Regions from separate parts of the Mus musculus genome. Here all the other regions are linked to region 2. The links are chromatin contacts, found by Hi-C or POLR2A ChIA-PET in ENCODE. All regions are on one chromosome and are shown on one strand. Each heading gives the region's core, a stretch centred on a gene start or an enhancer-like site at or near the end of the contact. The rest is flanking DNA. Distances are from core to core; before and after follow the strand shown.

The links. A loop is a pair of places that touch in the nucleus more often than their neighbours do. ChIA-PET counts read pairs that join two places held with the same protein, here RNA polymerase II (POLR2A).
Region 1: a loop to region 2 is called in a map of Patski, with 2.4 times the contacts of the local background. The contact joins two enhancer-like sites. A Hi-C loop is called at or near these places in 1 of 37 maps with a recorded cell type or tissue (Patski). POLR2A ChIA-PET finds 5 or more read pairs at or near these places in 1 of 5 experiments (Patski).
Region 3: POLR2A ChIA-PET joins it to region 2 with 10 read pairs in Patski. The contact joins the promoter of Ubc here to the enhancer-like site in region 2. POLR2A ChIA-PET finds 5 or more read pairs at or near these places in 2 of 5 experiments (Patski and embryonic stem cell).

Annotation. Positions count from the first base shown.
Region 1 is chr5:125,069,931-125,073,877 of GRCm38, forward strand. All of the region lies in intron 14 of Ncor2 (nuclear receptor co-repressor 2), which reads right to left. Among named protein-coding and RNA genes, the nearest start is that of Rflna, 68 kb to the left of the region's middle. Within about 2 kb of position 2,146, at least 1 of the 3 ENCODE cell types and tissues checked has a DNase peak (open chromatin) inside an H3K27ac peak, as active enhancers do.
Region 2 is chr5:125,243,554-125,247,327 of GRCm38, forward strand. All of the region lies in intron 2 of Gm32585 (a long non-coding RNA gene), which reads right to left. Among named protein-coding and RNA genes, the nearest start is that of Gm32585, 7.0 kb to the right of the region's middle. Within about 2 kb of position 2,183, at least 1 of the 3 ENCODE cell types and tissues checked has a DNase peak (open chromatin) inside an H3K27ac peak, as active enhancers do.
Region 3 is chr5:125,387,856-125,391,668 of GRCm38, forward strand. It overlaps Ubc (ubiquitin C), which reads right to left and starts at 2,162. Exons shown (of 2, transcript NM_019639.4): 1 at 2,055-2,162; 2 at 1-409. The coding sequence starts at 406.

The DNA.
Region 1 (3,947 bases), core at 896-3,395, 170 kb before region 2:
GAGTTGGGGACTCAGATCTGGCTGTGCATGGCATGAGCCACATGGTGTCTCTGCACCCCAGGCTGAGCCTCTGTGGACAGGGGTGACAGCAGGTTGCCCGGTAGGCTGCCCTGGCCAGCGAGTCACTTTTCTGCCTAACAGTGCCTTGGCCTGAATGACCCCATATGTTTGGCCACTCCTGGCTCCCGGGAGACTTGAAGCAGGTACTGGGTCCCTGTGACCAACCACTTCAGGCTGGCAAATCCCCGTCTGCACGTCTGGCTGGTAGCACTGGCCAGCCATACCTGGGGATTACAAGCTTGTTGTAGCCTCCTGGGCAGTTGTGCTTCCTGATGGCCAAAGGCTGCCAGACCCCAACTGTGCCAAGGCCACTGTGATCCCAGGCTGGGGGCAGCATCAATATTTTTAATGTCCCAGCTTAGTCACAAGTAGTGGTGCACACATGTGACCCCAACACCCCAACACCTGGAACGGAGAGGCAGGAAGACTGCAGCAAATTTTAAAAAGGCTGGCCAGGGCTACATGGTAAGATCCTGTCTCAAAACCATCTGAATAAAAATAAAATAAATTCCCAGGTTGTTCCAGCACATTGCAGTCTGGCTGGCAAGTTCTTATCTAAAGGACTTCAGGCTGGACAGCCTGTAGGTTCCAAGGCACCTGGCTTGGCTCTGCCACTGTGTGAGCAAATGGGAATGGCCACATGCCAATAAAGCTTGATTTACAAAGGCAAGTGGGAGGTGGAGTTTGGCCATAGGCTGACTCTAGGCTAACCCGAGGCTCCACATGTTTACCTAGCCCCTTGCAAGTCTGCTGCTAAGATCCTCAGACCACAGTGAGAAACCAGCATGGTTTCTGTATTCCATGGCAGGAAGGATACGGGGAAACGCACGCACGCACGCACGCACGCACGCACGCACGCACGCCCCAGCCTGGAGAGCCACGAGAGGCAGAATGCCACCCTCCCCATGACTCCCACACGTGCAGTATCCAGTGACAACTCATCAGTTACGGGCAAGGTGACCATGTACGTCCCCCACCCCCAGGTCACAGCACTAGGAACACCCTGAAAGGATCCACAGGGAGCTTCAGGTATCTGTTCTTTCTGCTAGGACCCATTTTTTCTTTCAGAAGCCCACGGTAGTAAGGCCAGGTGTCAGCTGACGACATGTATGGGATGAGACTGCTCTCACATCACAGGTCCAGCTTCTTGCTCCTCCCAACAACCCTGACATTACATTGTTCCATAGATGAGAACAAGACACAGAGAGGTAAAGCGATCCATCTAGGGCCACACAGCATTTCCCAGCAGAGCCTACAGCCAGATATCCCCAAAGATAGCCTGCTCAGGGACTCTGGGTTCCTCCGAGTTCGGAGAACTGCCATTCCTACCCTAAACAAACTCTTATTTACAGGGGCGCCGAGACCCCCACAAGTATAGAGAACAACCTGACAGAACATGTTCTGAAGCTGACGTTGTCAGGACTGAGGTGCAGAGGGAGGGCAAAGGTAAAACCTTTGTGGTGGTCTGAATGTGCGTGGCCCATGGGAAGTGGCACTATTAGGAGGTGTGGCCTCATTAAAGGAAGTGTGTCACTGCGAAGGCGGGGCTTTGAGGTCTCATATATGTGCTCAAGTTTGGCCAGGGTGATCCAGACCCTCCTCTTGGCTGCCTTCAGATCAAGACGTTAAACACTCAGATCCTTCTAGAGCACCAGCCTGCCTCAACGCTCCCATGCTCCTGCCATGATGATAATGTACTGAGCCTTTGAAATGGTAAGCCACCTCTAATTAAATGTTGACCCTTATAAAAGTTGCTTTGGTCATGAGTCTCTTCACAGCAATAAAACCCTAAGAGAACCTTCAAAAGGCACAAATGGCCCTGTGTGGCCTTGAGTCACTGAGACCCTCCGGATGAGGAAGCAGGCCCAGTAGGACCCAGCCCCTGCACTGGGTCTTCAGGGCTCTATGGAGGACAAGATCAAGGGAAGGGATTGGGGAGCCCCTGGATTCCATCCCAAACTTAAATAAACAAAGGAGAACCTGCGAGTGCACAGCCACCCTGACTAATACACTCAGACACTCGCTCATTCAATAAACACTGTACTACCAAGGACCGACAAACACCCCACAAGTGAGTTGCAAGAGCTTCCTGTGTGGAGAAGGGGAGAGGTTGGCTGGGTGGAGGCCAACAGGGCTGGGGGTCAGAGTGGAGCAACACAGCCTGCAGCTGGTGGTACGGCTTCATGCCTGCTCTGTGTCTCTCCCAGGGACACATAGCAAGGAATGCAGGCTCAGCCCTCAGCAGAGGTGTGTTGGAGTTCCCTGAGAGTGTGGAACAACAAGAGCCCATAAAGCCTGGGCACACTGTCATTAACAGAGAGCAGGGCTTTCTGTTGTTATGAGGTAAGGAGGGTCTCACTATGCCACCCTGGTTAGCCTGGAGCTCAATATATAATCCAGACCGGCCTCAAACCCAAAGAGAACTTCCTGCCTTTATCAAACCCAAAGAGAACTTCCTGCCTTTGCTGCCCGGGTGCTGGGACTAAAGGTGTGTGCCACCATGCCAGGCCAGAGATCAGCTTTTAAACAGACATCAGGGGCTGAGTCATGTGGTGCCTCTCCAAGGGGCAGCTGCATGGCCGCTGTGGTCCAGGCAGCCTAGACTGTGAAGTCATTCCCACTGCTTGATGGTGGAGCAGGAACAGGATATAGTGTGTGCTTCTGCAACCCTGAGGCTTGAGTCAGAGTTGGCAGGAGTAAGAATTTACATGACAGCAGTAGCACTTCATACACACCATGGTGGCTCCCAGCATTAACTGATAGCGCTTTCCCGAGCTGCTCTGGTGTGGAGACACTTCTACTGAGTACCGTGAGACACACGCCCAGGAGTCCGTTCATGGTGGCCAATGGCTTGTCTACTTATTAATTCACAGAACTTAGGACTGAGCCCTTGGCTTTGGCACACGCTAGCCAAGGGTCGTACCCCTGAGCTGCACCACTAATCCCAAGGCCCCATTTTAAATCCTCAACTGGGGGCTGGGGGAGCTCAGCAGGTGTGCTGGCTAGTTTAATGTCAAACTGACATAAGTTAGAGTCATTTATGTAGAGGGAATCTCCGCTGAGAAAATACCCTCATCAGTTTGTGGGCAAGCCTGTGGTCCATTTTCTTAGTTGACAGTGATATGGAAGGTTGCTCGTGTGCATGCTCTCTCCCTCTCCCTCTCCCTCTCCCTCTCCCTCTCCCTCATACACACACACACACACACACACACACACACACACACACACACACACCTTGCCCTGCCTCCAGAATAAGCACACGGGACATCCAGGCTGGACCTACCTCCACATGTTAGCTTGCTCCTGCCTCCCTCCTGCTCTCAGATAGAGGCGACCGAAGAAGAGTCCCTTCCTCTGACCTTTGCACCCGCTGTGTCTTTTGCCTGGTCAGTTCCTTCTTATTGCTCATCTGTTCCTTCAAGGGATCAGAGCCCTGAAAGCTACTCTTGATCACATGGCCCCCAGGACTTCAGCAGTCCTCCACAAGTGGCTGTCCAGGGACCTCAGTTGTCTCATTACAGTGAAGCCATGCTGACCTTTGATGAGCCTTTGCTGACGGGTGGCTCCCAGTGCTACTGATCTAGTTAGCCGTAAATAGCATTTAGGAGCACCGGGGTGATATCTGTCTCAGGAAAGTGATGGACTATGTCCAGCAGCACCCACACTTCCCACCTTAAGGCAGTTTGGGTGGTTGGGGGAGCTGGGTCCCCTGTGCTGTGTATCCTGGCCCAGTCTTGAACCTTTCTCGTTTCCCATGGAAGTGATGCAGCTCCTTCCAGCCGTAGGGTCCAGCCTCTCCTGCCTCCTGGGCTCCCTCCCCAGCTGCCAGCCCTGAGTAGGGTCCCACAAGGCATGTCTAACAGACCTGGGACCTGGAGGAGGGCCTC
Region 2 (3,774 bases), core at 933-3,432:
AGAAGAAGAAGAAAAGGAGACCATAGCTCAGTGGTAGGGCCTCTGCTTAGCCTAAGCCTTTGATCTTCAGCACCAGGAAAAAAGATAACCTCTGACAGACCCACAGCTCTAGAGGCAGCACCAAGAGAGAGGGGTTTTTCCAGGACACTTTCTGGGAAAAAGGGACAGAATGAAGCCCCAGGCTGGTCCTCTCTTGCTCTAGAGCCTGCCCTGCACCTGAGCCTGCCCATCAGAAGTCAGACTGGATGGATGGAGTGTTTGTGTATACATGCGTGTGTGTGTGTGTGTGTGTGTGTGTGTGTGTTTAATGTGTGTTCACATGTGCACATGTGTGTGTTTATGTATTTGTGTGTGTACTTATGTGTGCACATGTATGTGTGTGTGCATGTGCTGTTTACGAGGCAGCCATTGTTCTGTGAACTCACCCCTGCTGCCCCCTCCCAGAAGGGTTTCATCTCCCTCATCAGCAGCTCTACTGCTGAGTCCCTGATCCACCCCTCCCTCAGCCCTGGCACCCAGTGTCCCGCCTCCCATCTGCATGTGACAGCTGCAGCTGCCTCCCACGGGGCCTCTTGCCATCTGGGGGGCTGGCTGCTTCTTAGCTGAGTCTCTGTGTGTCACAGCTTGTGGCACAACTCCCTTCTCTCCCCCGTTTCTTCGTGTCTTAAATAGATTTTCTTTTTTCAGAGCATTGGGGACCTGCAGCAGGGAGCCAGCCAAGCCGAGGGAGAGGGAGGCTCCTAAGGGACCCAATATGTGTGGCAGCAGGGGTGGGGGGGGTATGTGTGCGGGTGGTGGGGGGAGAGGAGAAAGGAAGAAGACTACAGATTAAGTCCATCAGGTGCAAAGGTCCTGTGGTCAGAGACTTGCTCATAGAGACAGAAGGCTAGGAAGCAGGAAGGCCAGGGGTCTCAGGATGAGCCTCAACTCAGTCATATCAGCTACCGGCCCTGGGCACAGAGGCCTCACAGGGGAATAGAAGACAAGTGGGTCTTCTCTTCCTCCCAGGGAAAGACATGAGAACAGGCTCTACTCCCAGCCTGGCCTCATCACTATCCTCAGAGCAAAATATGACAGTCCTGTGTGATCTGAGGCTCAGGTAAGTTCTGAAACGGACTGAGCATCTCGAAGCGCCTAGCCCTGGCTGGGGAGCCGATTTGGAGCCAGCTAGGAGGCACACTGCATTCAGGTTCCACTTCCTGGATCCTTCTTGGCCACATAGAAGGTCACACCAGGGGGCCAGCCGCCTTCCTGACCCCACTGCTCAATTGTACTTTGTATCTGCTGTCTGCTCGGATCTGAGTCTCTCCCGGTGCCTGGCCCACTGTGGATGTAAGTGCCCACATTTGGTAGACAGTCAGAGAGACCCTGCTGTGTGTTAGTTCTGAGCTGGTGACAGGCCACAATCCTGAGCCAGCCTGGAAAAATGCAGAGTGGGAGGCTGGGGGGGGGGGGGGCGCCGAGGGACCTCCAGCTGCCAGCAGCAGCAGATCTGATTTTGCCTGCACTTGCAAAGAAGTGAGCACCAGCCAGGAGCAGCTCAGGGTGTGGAGCAGCCTAGGCAGAGGTCCCGAGGCAGGGCTGCCTCCAAAAACCAGTGGAAGCCATCAGGAAGGCAGATGTGAAGGGCAAAAGGGGTCACCCGTGTGTGTGTGTGGGGGGGGGGGGAGTGTATCACTGGCGTGAGAGGAAGGGCGCCACTGGCATGAGGGGAGGGCAACCGGGATCTTCGCTCTAAGGAAGGTGGGAGTCACAGGAGGAGAGTAGATGCTTTGGGCTGTAACAGATTTAACAGACTGCTGCTGCTTAAGAGATGAAGCTGGTAGGGGAAGGCGTGGCCACTGGAAACCCAGAGGACTGGATTAGTGCACAGGGTCCAGGCAACAAAGGTGGCTGGAACCAGGAACTGTGATCCTCGCTAATGAAATGGTTGCAGAACAGGCTGGGGGCGGGGGTGGGGGGGGGGTGGAGGGAGAAGCAGCCAGGGGTGACCCTGAGTCCTTAGTCCGGCATAGACAGATGGTTCAGCTTGGCAGAGATGTGAAATGCCAAGAAGGGGGCCTGAGGCCCATCTCCAGCAGCGGTAAGTTCAAGATGCCGTGAGCCATCTGCCACTCCATGGCGGCAGCGTTGAGTTCCCTCCTGGGACCCCCGCTGCAGGAAACAGGATGCGCTGTCTGCCTGGAGAATCCAGAACCTTTGCTCATCTCGGCTCGCCTCGGGCGCTCTGGCTCCTCTGGGGATTAGGCGAGCCAACCCGATCTTTCTCTGAGCTCAGCAGCTCTGCCTCTGCCTTACGCCGTGGGGAGGCTGGCGTCATAAATGAGCCACTGTGATCCCCAGCCTCAGATGTGTCTCCTGGAGCGGCTCAGACAATAGACGGGATTTGGATGAGCTCACGCTGTGGCGGGCACCTTAGACGCGCCATGAATCACGACACGGGACAGGAAGCCACAGTGATCTCAGTCCCTAAGAGGGAATAAGAGAGGCCCCTAGGCCCCTCCTGCCCCAAATTACCATTCTGTGTGCAAGCAGGGTGGTGCACTCAGGGCGCGCGCATACTGGCTTGTGTTCATGTGGTGTGTGTGTGTGTGTGTGTGTGTGTGTGTGTGTGTGTCCCAGATTTAGAGTAAAAGGAGAGATGAAGGTTGTTTCTGTTTTATTTTGAAACATGTAGCCCTGGCTGACTTGGAACTTGCTCTGCACACCAGGCTTGGAACTCTGAGTTCTATCTCCTATCTCTGCTTCCTGAATCCTGGGCTTAAAGGTGTGTGCCACCACGGTCAGCAAGTGAAGGTTTTCTTGAGGACATGAGGAAGATGTCATTGTTGCAGGTCCCTGAGCAAAGTACCTGGCCTCTCTGGGTTTCTTTCTTTATCCCACAGTAGGTAAGGATAACAATTACTAAAGATGCTGAGATGAACCACTCCCTTCTGATGCTCAGAACAGGGTGGTGTACCATTTTAAGAATGGGTATGGTGGCCGGGTGTGGTGGCACACGCCTTTAATCCCAGCACTCGGGAGGCAGAGGCAGGCGAATTTCTGAGTTCAAGGCCAGCCTGATCTACAGAGTGAGTTCCAGGACAGTCAGGGCTATACAGAGAAACCCTGTCTCAAAAAAAAAGAAAGAAAGAAAGAAAGAAAGAAAGAAAGAAAGAAAGAAAGAAAGAAAGAAAGAAAGAGAGAGAGAAAAGAGAAGAGAAGAGAAAAGAAAAGAAAAGAAAAGAAAAGAAAAGAAAAGAAAAGAAAAGAAAAGAAAAGAAAAGAATGGGTATGGTTGGGTGTGGTGAGTCATGCCTATAATCCCAGCACTTGGGAGGCGAAGGCAGGAAGGTTGTAGGTTTGAGGCTAGTCTGAGCTATGACGCAAGACTGGAGTTAGGGGTGGGGGTGGGGGAGAGACATAAGATTTAGTCAGGTTCACATGCCGTGTGTGTGTGTGTGTGTGTGTGTGTGTGTGTGTGTGTGTGTGTGTATGAGTGGTTGGGTGTATAGTGTGCATGTGTATAAGCATTTGATATACAGATGTGACACGGGTACCTTCTTCCATTGCTCTGTATTGAATATGTTGAGATAGGATCTCCAATTTGAACCCAGAGCTCACGGATCCCAGAGCTTGCTCTGAAAACCACGCAGCTCCACCTCTGACTGCTGGGATTATACAGGGGAGCTGCCAGCACACATGTCAGGCTTTTACCTGGGTCCCGGGGATCTGAACTACCTGCCTCATAATGACATGCTGCCTGAGGAGCTGTCTTCTCGCTCCATGTGTCCC
Region 3 (3,813 bases), core at 912-3,411, 140 kb after region 2:
TGTAGTCTGACAGGGTGCGGCCATCTTCCAGCTGCTTGCCTGCAAAGATCAGCCTCTGCTGGTCAGGGGGGATGCCCTCCTTGTCCTGGATCTTTGCCTTGACATTCTCTATGGTGTCACTGGGCTCGACCTCCAGGGTGATGGTCTTGCCTGTCAGGGTCTTCACAAAGATCTGCATGCCACCTCTGAGGCGAAGGACCAGGTGCAGGGTGGACTCTTTCTGGATGTTGTAGTCTGACAGGGTGCGGCCATCTTCCAGCTGCTTGCCTGCAAAGATCAGCCTCTGCTGGTCAGGGGGGATGCCCTCCTTGTCCTGGATCTTTGCCTTGACATTCTCAATGGTGTCACTGGGCTCGACCTCCAGGGTGATGGTCTTACCAGTTAAGGTTTTCACAAAGATCTGCATCGTCTGTCACAAAATATACAAAACAATTCACAGGTCAGGAATGACACAAATATTTGTGGGATGGCATCAACATTTGTCAACTGGATGCTATAAGTCTAAATAGCAAGGTCTATCTACACAGATTCTGTCTTGAATCCAATCCCCCCACCCCGAAAAACCATCAAGAAAATAAGATTGTTGACTAACAAAGTTAAGAAACCTCGGCATGGTGAGTCTTTTTGTATTACCAAATTTACAGGATGGAGACTTCAGTATACCAACAGCTGAAAGTCAATTTCTGTCTATTTGAACAGTTTGCAGAAAAGCCTGACCTCTGGGAGGTTATGAAACCACAGCAGTCCCGGATTCAGTTTCAGAATGGTAATATAGCAAGTTACTACTGCAAAACTAAGTCTGAGCCCATGCCTATCGCTGACCTCAGCACTGGGGACACTGAGGTGGGCAGATCTCTAACTGGAAGGTCAGCCAGAGACAGTGTAATCCTGCCTCAACTCTCCTTCCCCCAAAAGAACACCAAACTTTTGTCTGAACGATTAAAATTAGTCTGGAGTGGTGGTACTGGCCTTGGACCTCATCACATGGGGTGGTAGAGGCAGAGATTTTGACAGTTTAAAAAAAAACACCCTTGTCGCAGGACAATGGTGGTGCCTTTCGTCCCAACACTTGGGAGGCAGAGGCAGGAGGATTTCTGGGTTCGAGGCCAGCCTGATCTACAGAGTGAGATGCGGGACAGCCAGGACTACATAGAGAAACCGTCTCGAACCCCCCCCCCAAAAGTTTCAGTAGTCATAGTTGTACAGCGACATTCTTAAAACGAAACAGGACAAGAATGGCTCACATTTCCCCTCTGAATTTCCGGTTCCTGTTTACTCTGGAGAGGCTACCGGAGGCCGAGACCCAAACCCTGTCCTACAACCGAGGGAAAGCTAAAGTCAAGATAGTGACGTCACTATCCATTAGGAGGCCACGCAACCCGCGACGTCACAGGGGGCGGCAGGCCAGGCAGGCTGAACCGCCGCCCAACCCCCTTCCGGTCTCGATCGCACTTCCGTCTTTCAGCAAACGAACGGACGAACGCCGGGCCAATCGACCTCTCGGGCCAGCCCAATATCCACGGCTCTCACAGCAGAGGCTCCTACGGCGCGCAACCCTAATTCAGTCCCCACCCCACAGTCTCCGACGTCCCCGGCTTAACCGGAGGGCAGCGGCCTCGCGGGCCTTTTTCCTCCCCCAACCTCGTCCTGCGCGTCAGAGCCCCGCGTCTTCCCCCTCAGGCTTCCATCTGGCCGCCATCTTGCCGCCCAGTCCTCTGCCTCGGGGCAGCCGCGGTCCGCGCGGGCCACGGAAACCAAACGTCTGGGCCGCGGGGCTGCCTCTCGCCCCGTCTCGCCTCCAGCCTCCCGTCCCCGACCGGGTGCGGCGGCTTTCTCCTCACCAGCGGTGGTGGCGGCAGTCCTCACACAGCAGACGGAACTCGCAGTCTCCACGGAACTAGCTGCGGCACGCCCGGCGTCTCTTTATATAGTCACCGAAGCCCCGCCCCCCCCCTTCCGCGCGGTCCCTCCGCGGGCAATGCGGTCAGGGACTACTTTGTAACGCCGGGTCCAGTCTCGGCAGCGAAAGCGACAGGCTAAAACTATCAAGGTACCTCTCTCACGGAGTTGTTTCACGGTGGCGTCCAGAGATTGAGGGGCTTTGTGTGGGAGGGCAGGGCTGTGACCTCGGGCGACTCCGCGGAGGGATCAGCGCGCGTGAGACGATCGGCACGAAAACACGGCTGGGATCACTGAGGCCGGAGCGGGCCTTGGCGCAGGCGCCCTGCGGCTTCGCGGCCTGGCGCCCCTAGTCAGGCCACCACCCCCCACCCCCCCTGTTTTCTTTCCGCGCTAGGGGGACCCAGGGCTTTGGCTCCTGTCACACTGGGATCCCATTGGTGACCTCGCCTCCTCAATCCCCTCATCCCCGGCGGGTCACTATGCCCAGCCCTCACTGTTTTGGCACAGTGACAGGGTGGATGACTGTGCAAATCTCCTAACAAGGAAAATGACAAAGGGTTTTTAATAAATTTAAAAAAAAAAAATACGAAGGAGGGAATCTCTCCCCGATTTGGAAAAACGAATCTGAGTTTGTCAAGGAAAGCAGACAGTCTACACAGTTCTTGAAAACTGTTGGCATTAGATCTGAAGCCCAGCAGAACCTGATCTTTCCAGATTTTTCCTAAACCTTGTGTCCTTGGATTCGAGAAGGTTCTATGTTTTCTATGTGCTTGTCACTAAGTAAAGGTCAAAATTTCCAAATGTTGTTCATATTTGTTGTTCATATTCTGAGACTGAACCCACTGAAGCCCTGATTTTTAAATTTTTGTTGTTCAGATGGGGGTTTCTCTGTGTAGCCCTGCCTGTCCTGGAATATGCTATGTAGACCAGGCTGGTCTCAAGTTTATATAGGTCCTCCTGCCTCTGCCTCCCAAGTATGGTCTACAGATCAAGTTCCAGAATGGCCAGGGCTACACTTGACTTGAAAAACCAAAAACCAAACAAAAAACCCCCACAAAAACAAAAAAGCACAAATGTGCACGTGTAGTACAATGTTCAGATTACAGCAAGCATATATCCCACTTATACGAATCAAATTATTCAGGGTTTTTTTTGTTTTGTTTTGTTTTGTTTTTTTTTTTTTGGTTTTTTGAGACAGGGTTTCTCTGTGTAGCCCTGACTGTCCTGGAACTCACTTTGTAGACCAGGCTGGCCCCGAACTCAGAAATCCACCTGCCTCTGCCTCCAAAGTGCTGGGATTAAAGGCCTGCGCCACCACTGCCCAGCTCAGGTTTTTGAAATGTAAGGCCTAAGACCTTAGAAGGTAAGAATTGAATCCCTGATGGGGAGAGATGGCTCCCCAGTAGGAACAGGTCTTTTTCCAGAGTACATGAATTCAATACCCAGCAACCCTGTCAGGCAGCTAGCTTGTGACTCCAGCTTCAGGAGGGTCCAATGTCCCTAGGGACACTTTCACATACATGTGGCACACACTTAGATGGACACACACTATTAAATGCCTTTAATCTCAGCATTTTTTGAGTTTTTTTGAGACAGGGTTCCTATATGTAGCCCTGGCTGCCCTGGGACTCATGACATAGATCAGGCTGGGTTCTAACTTGCAGTTGATACTCCTGCCTCTACCACCCAGACGCTGAGAATTCAGGCCTGTCTGGCTCCCTGGTTTAGGAATTCATAAACATTCAAGATCAGAGGTATTGTTCAAAATATACTTTAACTGCAGGTGTTGTTCAGAATAGACTTAATTTTCTGTGATTTTTTTCCATGAATCGAGGTCATATGCCACTATAAAATTAAAATGTCATTCTCCGGGTTTCTGGGAAGCCACAGTGATTTCTGAGGCAGAGTTCT